3 separate regions of the Homo sapiens genome follow, and regions 1 and 3 are each linked to region 2. A link is a loop called in an ENCODE intact Hi-C map of the cell type or tissue named here. Cell type or tissue: ovary. All regions are shown on one strand.

Evidence for each region. Hi-C counts contacts between places; a loop is a spot of excess contacts. Peaks named below come from ENCODE experiments on the same cell type or tissue, not always from the same donor. Only the 100,000 strongest peaks of a DNase experiment are listed, where the experiment ranks them.
Region 1: it touches region 2 in a loop (3-fold over the local background); 61 of 110 quality-filtered maps call a loop at or near these places.
Region 3: it touches region 2 in a loop (6-fold over the local background); 37 of 110 quality-filtered maps call a loop at or near these places.

What each region holds. Positions count from the first base shown.
Region 1 is chr10:17,908,599-17,912,598 of GRCh38, forward strand. MRC1 (mannose receptor C-type 1) reads left to right here. Exons shown (of 30, transcript NM_002438.4): 29 at 708-749; 30 at 1,617-2,566. The coding sequence ends at 1,867. Among named protein-coding and RNA genes, the nearest start is that of SLC39A12, 41 kb to the right of the region's middle. In ovary, a CTCF peak has its summit at 1,760 (motif pointing right); a DNase peak (open chromatin) is centred at 1,717.
Region 2 is chr10:18,212,923-18,216,922 of GRCh38, forward strand. The region is part of intron 2 of CACNB2 (calcium voltage-gated channel auxiliary subunit beta 2); the gene reads left to right. Among named protein-coding and RNA genes, the nearest start is that of CACNB2-AS2, 47 kb to the right of the region's middle. In ovary, CTCF peaks have their summits at 2,257 and 3,769 (motif pointing left); a DNase peak (open chromatin) is centred at 2,242; H3K27ac peaks cover 1,014 bases.
Region 3 is chr10:17,605,349-17,609,348 of GRCh38, forward strand. The region is part of intron 1 of HACD1 (3-hydroxyacyl-CoA dehydratase 1); the gene reads right to left. Among named protein-coding and RNA genes, the nearest start is that of HACD1, 10 kb to the right of the region's middle. In ovary, a CTCF peak has its summit at 2,376; no DNase peak of the experiment used is centred here.

The sequences.
Region 1 (4,000 bases), 300 kb before region 2:
TCACTCTGTTGCCCACTCTGTTGCCAGTGGCGTGATCTTGGCTCACTGCAACCTCCACCTCCTGGGTTCAAGCCATTCTCCTGCCTCAGCCTCCCAAGTAGCTGGGATTACAGGCGCACGCCACTATGCCCAGCTAATTTTTGTATTTTTAATAGAGATGGGGTTTCACTATGTTGGCCAGGCTGGTCTCGAACTCCGGACCTCAGGTGTTCCACCTGCCTCAGGCTCCCAAAGTGCTGGGATTACAGGCGTGAGCCACCACTCCTGGCCTGGAGTCTTATTTTACTTTTCATTCAAATGCTTTTTAACATCTTAGGCTTCAGCAGGCTAATTTCAAAACCCCTAGCCTTGAATGTTTTACTTATGGGTAGATTGGGTAGGTTTTAAGGGTGAGTATCAGTGGCTCAAATGTAACTTGGAGAATCACATTTCCAGATCTTCTAATGTACTCAAACGCACCATACAACCATAGGCAACTGCTATGGCTCAGACAGAGAGACAGATAGATGATAGGTAGGTAGATATATAGATAAAGGTACAGATCTTTTTTTTCTACCTGTATTTTTATATCTATCATATCATAATATCATATATCAATCAACACACATCAAATGTGGAGGATTCCATGTATTTGTGAGCCAAATAATATTTGCTATCTACCTGCAATTATTCTGGGTTTTTATAAATTTTTTTTTTTTTACACACAGTTATTGATGCTAAACCTACTCATGAATTACTTACAACAAAAGGTAAGGCCATTGCAAAATTTCAAGTTCTGTGTTAGTAATACATCCGTACTGTTTGTTTTAAAAGGCATAATCATAATCCCTTCCAACTCCCCTGCTCTCTCAGTAGAATTTGCTTAAGCTAAACTATCCTTTGTCATCAGCCTACTTTGAATAATACTTTAGAAAAAGAGGCCTTGGAGTCAGGTTGGTGTTTTTACTATAAGCAGTTATTGAAGGCATTTTTTTTTTTCGCTCTGTTACAAACAGCTGCCTTGAACCCATGGAAGAAATTTCTCTTAAGAATCTCTGTGGGTTTTTTTCTTTTCTTAGAATTTTTTTTTTGTTTTAATTTTTATAGACTACTTGAATTAGGTAACTGATTTCACTTCACTCATTTTGTTGGCTGCTTAAAAAAAAACTGAAAGTGAGATTTATGGCTTGCCTGTAACCTCCTTATTAACATCATGAGTGCCGTTTGTTTACTAATTACATCTATGAGTTCACGTTTCCACTATTCTTATTTTATTTTTCTCTTCATTTCCATTTTCTTTTAATTATTATCATTACTAATCTACTTATCTTCTTATACTGTATTTTTAACAGCCTTAAATTATTTTGAAATAAGGTATATATATTTTAATACATTGATGAACTAGCCCACTGCTACATAGACAGATGGATTATTCTTGCAACTGAATAATCATCTTAACATTCTGAATAATCCTCTATACCACAGGGACTCTTGTTTTCACATCTTTCTTTTCTGTTTGACAAATGTCGCTTGAAAGAATATTTATGCCTTTTAGTTTTTCAACAAGCGAAGTTCTGCATAGCATGCAACCCTCTGCCTCCCTCCACGTTTTCCATAATGATTTTATTTATTTATAGCTGACACAAGGAAGATGGACCCTTCTAAACCGTCTTCCAACGTGGCCGGAGTAGTCATCATTGTGATCCTCCTGATTTTAACGGGTGCTGGCCTTGCCGCCTATTTCTTTTATAAGAAAAGACGTGTGCACCTACCTCAAGAGGGCGCCTTTGAAAACACTCTGTATTTTAACAGTCAGTCAAGCCCAGGAACTAGTGATATGAAAGATCTCGTGGGCAATATTGAACAGAATGAACACTCGGTCATCTAGTACCTCAATGCGATTCTGAGATATTTGAATTTCATAAAATTGTAACTGAAATTTAAAATTTTTAGTTCAATGTGATTGTTTTCTTTAAAATGAGTACTGAATTGTACTGGTCTGTCCTTTTTTCCTTTGCCTAATTGAAGAAATAATTGCTTGTTTTCTAGCCTGGCAAGATATTTTCATAAAAGAGGGATAACAATGCTGATTACTACCTTTTAAAATATTTTAGATAAATGCACAGCACCACAGCACCACATCTAAGCATTAGTGATGGGTAGCTGATGTCAGCTTCATGTGGATTTTAAGCACTCTAGAAACAATGAAGCTTCTTGGCATATTTTAAGGAGCTCCCAAAATGTGTTACCTATTAAATTGTAACTCAGCAAGTAGAAGACCATTTGAAAAGTCAGGTACAAATTTCCTCAAGTGGCATAAAAATGTAGTCAGTTTTCTCTTTTACCAGTTTTTATTTCCACTCCAATTATTTAGAACTTTATTTGTACATGTGCAGAAGAATAAGGCAGCTGAGAATCTTGTTTCCCCCAAGAGAGTTTTACAGGCTGAGTGTTGCAAATGTGTTCTTTGTCCTGTTATATGTATATCAGGAATACAAGGATGTGAAATAAAACTGTAAATTTGCATAACTGGATGTACTTAGATAATGTGAAATAAACATTAAAGACAAGGTCTATTTTTAATAGATTTGCATTTTGGTGATCTTAGTATAAATTTGCTTTTAAATGAGATGTATTTATCCACTCACTTTACACTTTAACTTGACACTTATGATATTATTTGTAGAGAAATTCTTTAAATGAAACTCATGAACTATTTTGAAAAGGAGTGTTGCTAAAATGCTGTGTGTAAAATGAATTTTTTACCGTAATGATTTTGCCAGATCTTCCTCTATAACATGGACTCAATCAGAATTCAACAATCAAAGCCACTAATACTATTGAGAATCAGAATTCAGAGTATCCTTTTCTCCCTTTAATGATTTCTTTTCGCTTAACAATTTTGCCTTAAAGTTTGAGGTATATTGTGAAATATTTGGGAGGTTTTACATCTGTATTAGTCAATTTTCATACTGCTGATAAAGACATACCCAAGACTGGGTAATTTATAAAGAAAAAGAGGTTTAATGGACTCACAGTTCCACGTGGCTGGAGAGGCCTCATAATCACGGTGGAAGGCAAAAGGCACATCTTACATGGCGGCAGACAAGAGAGAAAAATGAGAGCCAAGCAAAAGGGGTTGCCCTTATAAAACCATCAGATCTCCTGAGACTTATTTTCTACGACAAGAACAGTATGGGGGAAACCGCCCCCACGATTCAATTATCTCCCACCAGGTCCCTCCCACAACATGTGGGAATTATGGGAGCTACAATTCAAGATGAGATTTGGGTGGGGACACAGCCAAACCATATCAATATCTCACACAGGTACCACACTGCCAGCTCACCTTCACTTTTTAATGAGATTGCCCACGAGCAGGAGTCTTTACCTAGAATCACTGGCTGGGACTCCTTGGATGGCTTTAAGGGGTCTAGGAAGGCCCCCAAATTGCAGGGCAAAATGTCATGTTTGTTTTGTGCCTATATTTTTCTGGAAAGATTCTACAGCTAGATTCTCAAGAAAGTCAATCATTCAAAAAAGAATAAGAAACAGCATAGTATTTGGGGTAGGGTGGAGTTTCCAATACTCCAACTTAGAAACAAATAGGAAGTAAGAAGTAGGCTGGGCGTGGTGGCTCACGCCTGTAATCCCAGCACTTTGGGAGGCCGAGGTGGGCAGATTGCCTGAGGTCAGGAGTTCAAGACCAGCCTGGCCAACATGGTGAAACCCCGCCTGTACTAAAAATACAAAAATGAGCCGGGCATGGTGGTGGGCACCTGTAATCTCAGATACTCAGGAGGCTGAGGCAGGAGAATCACTTGAACCTGGGAGGCGGAGGTTGTAGTGAGCTGAGATCGTGCCATTGCACTCCAGCCTGGGCAACAAGAGTGAGACTCTGTCTCAAAAAAACATAAATAAATAAAATAAAAATAAAAAAAGTATGTGGGCAACTGTTGGAAAGGTTTCTGAGCACAAACAACTCCACTCAACACCTCAAATAATAGAAATCAAGTTGCTT
Region 2 (4,000 bases):
ACCTCGGATCAAATGTGTTAGACTTTTTGCCTTTGAGCACTGGTTTAAGTTTCTCTGCCTTGTGGGTTTGTGAGGAAGCACATAAAGGATGTAAGGGAATAGAGGATCCCATCTCTACAGATAATCATCTGGCCTCATGCAACCAGCATGCCACTTGTTGGAGAAGTGTGTTCAAAACTCATTTCTGGTTCGTGCACCTGTGGCCCTTGGCGGCAGGTCCTGTAACACACAGCCTGACCACTGATACAGAGGAGGCCCCTGGGACTGCTTTCCTTATAAGGGTCCTGCGCCTTGGTAGAATTTAGATTTGGAGTTGCAGAGACTCAACTCAGGAAAGCAAGTCTTTAACCTCTTTGACCTTGGTTTTCTCACGTGTTAAGCTCAGGACGTGGAACCGGTGATTTCTCATGCCTTTGATTTTTAAGAGTATGTGGAATAGAATTGTGCATAACTGTGAATCACAGTCACTGTAGAACCACAGGGCTGGCTGGTAGCTTTCGGAATCTGTTAGTGGCTTTCTCTTTGCTCTTTGAAAGATTGGTGCTGTTCCATTTCATGATGCCAGAAAGTCATGTTGGGAATTGGTGTTAATTTTTCTGGGCTCAAAAAATCCTGTTTCTTGACTATTTTTCCTACTTCTTTCCATAATGTGAGCTATTCTGCAAACCAAAGCACTTTAGTAAAACTCTCTACTACTAGAAATGTGTTTAACATTATTGGTGTGTTTTCAACAATACACATCAAACTTTGAGAGCCACTCTTGTGAGTGAAATTGCTGTGGAGTATGGAGTGAGAAGTTATTCTTTGATCTATTTTAGGCTACTTGCAAAGAAATATAATAGAATGGCTAGAAGAGCCATCTCTGGAGTCAGGACAGAGTATCTGTGGCCAAGAATTAGCAGGATGACCCTGTAGAAGTTATTCACATAACTGAATTTTTAATGAGATAATGCATGTAAACTACTAAGTTTTAGATGGTATAGTATCTGATCAGTATACGGTAGCTACTTATTATTTGAATATGTTCTCTAATTCCTGATTGATTTGTATTTATTAAAGATTATTCTACAGATTCAACTTGTGCTGATGTCTTTCCACTGGCTACAGAAGATTCCCAGTTTACTTCACGTATCTGAAAAAAAGAATTTCTTATTTAAATTTACCCCTACACAACTGGAGGCAGGGGGGCAGTGTGTGGGAAAGGTGAATTTTTATAGAAGTATAAGTTCTTCTGAAAGGGACCCAAGCTAAAGTTTCCACGACAGGGTTTCAAATTCATTTTTTAAAACGGGGGCAGCACATCCCGGTTCTGATTTGGAAACAAGCATTGCTGCCTGGAATGGATTAAAAACAGAAGATCTCTACTTCTGCATCCATTTGTACCTTACACAGGGATGCTTTTAAAAATATTTAACAACTGTGACTGGGTGCAGTGGCTCACGCCTGTAATCGCAGCACTTTGAGAGGCCGAGGCAGGAGTATCACTTGAGGTCAGAAGTTCGAGACCAGCCTGGCCAACATGGTGGAACCCCATCTTTACCAAAAATATAAAAAATTAGCCGAGTGTGGTGGCATGTGCCTGTAATCCCAGCTACTCAGGTGGCTGAGGCAGGAGAATCGCTTGAACCCAGGAGGCAGAGCTTGCAGTGAGCCGAGATAGCACCACTGCATTACAGCCTGGGCAATGGAGTGAGACTCCATCTCAAAAAAAAAAAAAAAAAAAAAAAAAAAAATTAACAACTGTATGGCGTGGCAACAGCTGGTCGGGGAGGTTGCCTACCATTGCCCTGTTGGAACAGATTTGTAACTCCTTTAATTGTAGGATCCTGGTGAGAGTTTGGGGCCGTTGATGTAATAGGACACATTTGGGGGCTTGTAGCAGTGGCTGTTTGTGAATTAGCAGGGAAGCATTTTGGTGTGGCAACAACTGGGATGGCTGTGCCTGTGTGTACTGGCTGAATGTCCCTGTGTCATGTCCACGCCAGGGATTTTTTGCCCAGTTTGTCATAGAAGGAAGGTAGAATGTAATGCTTATGCTCACGATAAGAGTAATACGAATTATTTACATGGATTTAGTTTTTTAGAAAATTATTGGCTAAAAATCATTGGGTCTTATTGGTTGTAAAGTGCTGAACCCACTGTGCAAAAATCAAGACACTTAGAATACAAGAAATACTGAGACTTTTTCCCTTCACGGAGATTCCCAGTATGGTATTCATGGGGGCAGTGACATCTAGCGTTCCCTCCCAAGATAGCAGGCACTCTGAATGAAGACAGTGTGTTTATTTCACAAGTAGCCTACAAACTCAGTTATTTCATCCAGGGCCTGAATTTTACCATTTTTGAAAGTACGTCACATTCATCTAAGTGAGGGGGCCTGGTTTGTTCCAAATTTTCATGACCATCGGAGCGGGTCTGACGGTGAGACCAGACATTTTGCTTGTATTTCTGGTTCAGCTCCAGCTAGGGCTGAACTCAGGGGGCCCCCTGGAAATGGGGCATTTCTGGGACCAATCTGAGGATTTGCAAAGAATTTTAAGTAAGCACAAAACTTTTGATTAAAAAGGAGGGCACAAACTGAAGCCCAGCCTTTGTTTCTAACACACTTTGACAAAATGGTCATTTTGAATTAGATATGATTAGAAACCTCTTAAGAAATAAAAATGAAAACTCGCCAAACTCTTTTATGGCTATGCATGTTCTGTCCTTTGCTGCTCTGTGTCAGATAATTTTTCTTATACTTGGGATGTCCTGAATATGTATTTTATTTGTGCTTTTTGATGAGCACAGCACTAAGGAAATAAGCGAGGTGAAGAATTTAAGAAAGCAGACGGATCTTTTTAGGAGGCTATAAATTTTCCGCGTCCCTCCACTGCCCACTCCCAAGGCCATGTTGATGTTTAAGAGAAGCCTGTGGTCTGGTTTTTCAGTCTCGTGTTGGTGCCAAGTCAGTGCTTTCATTGTTTCTTACTGAGATCGGGTCTAGATGCTCTGTGAACAATTGTGCTTATGGTTATGTAGACTTTTAGAATCCTTGGTGATTGTCATTCTATAATTCTCTCCTGTTATTTTAATTTAAAGTAAGTCTTGAGGCCAGGTGTGGTGGCTCATGCCTGTAATCCCAGCACTTTGAGAGGCCGAGGCGGGTGGATCACCTAAGGTCAGGAGTTTGAGACCAGCCTGACCAACATGGTGAAACCCCGTCTCAACTAAAAAAAAAAAAAAATAGCCAAATGTGTTGGTGCATACCTGTAATCCTAGCTACTTGGGAGGCCAAGGCAGGAGAATTGCTTGAACCTGGGAGGTGGTGGTTGCAGTGAGCCAAGATTACACCATTGCATTCCAGCCTGGGCAAAAAGAGCAAAACTCCATCTCAAAAATAGCAATAATAAATAATAAAAAATAAACTAAGTCTTGAATGCTTCTCTGAGATTCTTGAGTATAAGCACTATCTGGTAAAGTCCATCAAAAGAAGAGCATCTCTGTGGATCCCTTGAGCCCCTTTAGTCTTAAGCAAACCAAAAAGCTACATGGTGATTATTATGAGTGGACATATCCCACGTAAGCATGTACAACAGTCTTAACACCTGATTTCATTAGATATGGCAGTAATACAGCTCTAGAATGACTCTATTTCGGTGGTTTATAGACACTTAGTTTTTGTAAAACACTTGTTTTTCTTTCTTTGTTTTTCAGTGATAGCTTGTGCAGAAGAACATAAATGCAAAGCTTGTTCATTGAGACTGGAGAGAGGAAGGCCAGAGTGCCATCTGCTGGCTCCTTCCCATTCTCTCATAACCCCTCATGGCTTTTAAAAAATCCATTATGTGAAATTCAGCTATTCCTTAATCTCTCCAAATTCCAAAACAGAGGTCTCATGAAAAATTCCTTAAAAGCAAGCATAAATAAATACATTGAGTTATACATTTCTGCCCAGGTCATAGGACCAATGACAACCTACATGTGAGACCAGGTCAGAATGGAAGTGCTATAAGTATCT
Region 3 (4,000 bases), 610 kb before region 2:
ACCCTGTCTCTACTAAAAATACGAAAATTAGCCAAGCATGGTGGCGCACACCTGTAGTCCCAGCTACTCCGGAGGCTGAGGCAGGAGAATTGCTCCAACCTGGGAAGTGGAGGTTGCAGTGAGCCAAGATCACGCCACTGCATTCCAGCCTGGGTGACAGAGCAAGACTCCATCTCGGGAAAAAAAAAAAAAAAGTCATCAATTAATATTTACTTAATTTTCACTAAAAACAACAACAACAACAATTGCTGAGCCACAGATAGAAGATCAGCCATGGGCCTGCTTTCAAAAAGGTTGTTTAAAAAAAAAAAAACAAAAGAAGAGGCCAGGCATAGTGGCTCACCCCTGTAATCCCAACACCTTGGAAGGTTGAGGTGGGTGGATCACCTGAGGTCCGGAGTTTGAGACCAGCCTGGCCAACATAGCAAAACCCCATCTCTATTAAAAATACAAAACTTAGCCGGGTGTGCCGGTGGGCACCTATAGTGCCAGCTACTCGGGAGGCTGAGGCAGGAGAATTGTTTGAACCCATGAGGCGGAGGTTGCAGTGAGCTGAGATGGTGCCACTGCACTCCAGCCTGGGTGACAGAGTGAGACTCTGTCTCAAAAAAAAGAAAAGAAAAGAAAAAAACAGCCTGGGCAACATGGCAAGATCCCGTCTCTACAAAAAAAAAAAATTTTAGAGGCATGGCGGCACATGCCTGTGGTTCCAGCTACTTGGAAGGCTGAGGTGGGAGGATCACTTGAGCACAGAGGCGCTGGTTGCAGTAAGCTATGTTTGTGCCACTGCAGTCCAGGCTGTGCAACAAAGACCCTGTCTCAAAAAAAACAAGAGAGAGAGAAAGAAAAAAGAAAGAAAAAAATACTATATGCCCTCGCTTTTAAACTTACGTTTGCATATAAATATAGCTTATGTTCTGTGAATAATAATCGTGCTTTAAATATAAGCTAGAGTTGTGGAGACCAGCTTTCTCATACTACTTCTTACTCTTCCTAAAGTCACCAATAAGAAGTTTATTTTTTTCCAGTTTCCCCTGCAATTCCAAAAGCACGTTTAAGTTTAAGCAACTTACCTCATCTGTAACTTTTTAAAAGCTCTAATAACTCACCCAGGGAAATGAGGAGCTACCCTAGTCTTTTAGATAGTCTCCAAAGAGTCTAGTAAGTAGATTTATGAAATATAAAATTATCATGCAGTTTTAACTTTTTTAATCAAAGAACACTCATACAGTGGACAAATGGCTTGAAAAGATTCCTGCAAAGAATCTACTAACTGAATCTGATGAAAATGCATTCTCAAGAGAATAATAAGATGGCAGAATGACACTTCTATTCTTAGAACATAATAAGGTAAAAGCAATGACTTGTTTATCAGATTGGCAAGAAGTCAAGTAAATATCTGAAAGGACCACAAGGACCTTTGAAATGCAGACATATTCATGATAATAACAATGACAATAATAAGTGTATTGTCAGAGTGCTTTCTATGTCTTAGACACTGTTTTCAATTCATAACATATTAACCTCAAATCCTCACAATAACCCTATGAGGCGAGGGTCTTCTATTATCCTATTTCACTACTGAGGAAATAGGCAGAGAGGGTCACACAGCCACCACTAAGCTCGGAGTATATGCTCTTAAGCCACTATGCTGTGTCGGTCTGGCTCTAAGTATATACTGTGCCCTGAGATACCAGTTAATGATAGCAATTCATATTTACATTATAAATATATTTTTAAAGTTATATGGAGAGTCTATGCTCAAATATTTTAATTGATAGTAGCATGCTATCCAAAAAGTTTGAAGGCCACTCTTTTAGATGAGATAATCATCTTCCAGAACATTCAGTTACTTACCCTGAGTCTTAGAGTAAGTTCATGACTGAGTCTGTAATAGAACCTCTGCAGTCTCTAGACTCCCTAGTCCTGACCCCTTTCCACTCTACCCCAGCTTCACTGTGGCTACAACTGATGGATCCATCTCATGTGAGCGCCAACACTGAACTGGACTGATCCTACAGCACTCATCGGAATCATGCTTTAGGTACCTTCCACAACTAAAGTATTATGATTTCATTATCTTCAATTCAAAGTCCCCATATTTCTTCTACTAAGAAAACAAAAAGTTTATTAAGATATTTTCATTCACATTTTCCATACACTTGTCTTTTTTAGGTGAACCCAAATCAGATGTCCACAAAAGATAAGTTTGAGAGGCAGTTATTAACCTACCAATCAAAGGAGTCATTTGGATGGCAAGTTTTCTACATTTTTAAACAGCATTGTATAAAAATCCATGCATCGTTAACATTATAACAAGTTCTACTGTTGCTCCATAGGTGGCAGTATTGTACCACCTAGCATAGTATCATGATCGTGCCACTCACTAAACTGTGGGAAATAAAAGAAATTGACAGGCTCAGGGATTTGAAAGGACCCATCGAAACATCTATTCTAACCTCTTGTCTGTTTTTCCTAAGTAAGGCCAGGAGCCAATTGAATCAGGGTTCACTTCCTAAGCCCTCCATCAGAAAGGGTGACAGTCAAAGAAAGTCTCTTTAAGGGTCCTATATTGAACTAGTTTTGAACTTCCTTCATCTATCGGTTTAGTAACTATAATAAAACAAACAGAAAATATTTCAAAAGCAACTGGAATTTCTGCAATTAGGATTTTTTTTTTTAGACAGATTCTCGCTCTGTCCCGCAGGCTGGAGTGAGTGGTGTGCCCATGGCTCATGGCAGCCTTGGGTTCCCAGGCTTCAGCAATCTTCCCACCTCAGCCTCTCGAGTAGCTGGGACCACAGGGGTGTACCACCATACCTGGCTCATTATTGTTCTTGCTGTTGTGGGGTTTTTTTTAGTAGAGATGGGGTCTCCCTATGTTGCCCAGGCTAATCTTGAACTCCTGGGCTCAAGCCATCTGCCTGCCTCAGTCTCCCAAAGTAATGGGATTACCGGTGTGAGCCACTGCGCCTGGCCAGACTCTCTCTTTTGTGATGCTAGCAGTTACTGATGATCATTGGCTAGATCCATTATTTCAACAATCATTGAAAAACAATATTCTAGCTTGCTATTTCCTTTGTATACCTCCTTTAGCCATTTGGAGGCTTGGACCGAAGATAGTCTTCAACTTTCATATACTCCACACTTTGTCTCCTTTTTTTTTGAAATGGAGTCTTGCTCTGTCACCCAGTCTGGTGTGATTTCAGCTCACTGCAACCTCAACCTCCCAGGTTCCAGTGATTCTCGTGCCTTAGCCTCCCAAGTGGCTGGGATTACAGGTACCTGCCACCATACCCAGCTAATTTTTGTATTTTTAGTAGAGATGGGGTTTCAACATGTTGGCCAGGCTGGTCTCGAACTCCTGACCTCAAGCGATCTGCCTGCCTCAGCCTCCCAAAGTACTGGGGTTACAGACGTGAGCCGCCACGTCTGGCCCATACTTTCATATATTGTTCATTGACACCTCTAAACTGCCTTTTCTAGATAAAAGTTATACTTTTGTTTAGCAGCCAATATGTGAGTGCTTCAACTGATTGTACACCAGCACTCATGCCAATAACGAGTCAAGCTGAAAGATTCATAAAAGAAAAAACAAACGCTTGAGAAACTGAATTTCACTAAGATTAAGACACCTGCTCTTTGAAAGGCACTGTTAAGAGAATAAAAAATCAAGCCCAAACTGGAAGAAAATATTTGCAAATCACATATCTGGTAAAGCACTTGTGTCCAGATTGTATAAAGAACTTTCAAAACCCTATAATAGGAAATCAAACAGCCCATTAAAGAAAAAAAATGTGCAAAAGGTTTTTTTTTTTTTTTTTGAGACAGAGTCTTGCTCTGTCACCCAGGCTGAAGTGCAGTGGCGCGATCTCGGCTCACTGCAAGCTCCACCTCCGGGTTCATACCATTCTCCTGCCTCAGCCTCCGTAGTAGCTGAGACTATAGGCGCCCGCCACCACGCCCGGCTAATTTGTTGTATTTTTAATAGAAATGGGGT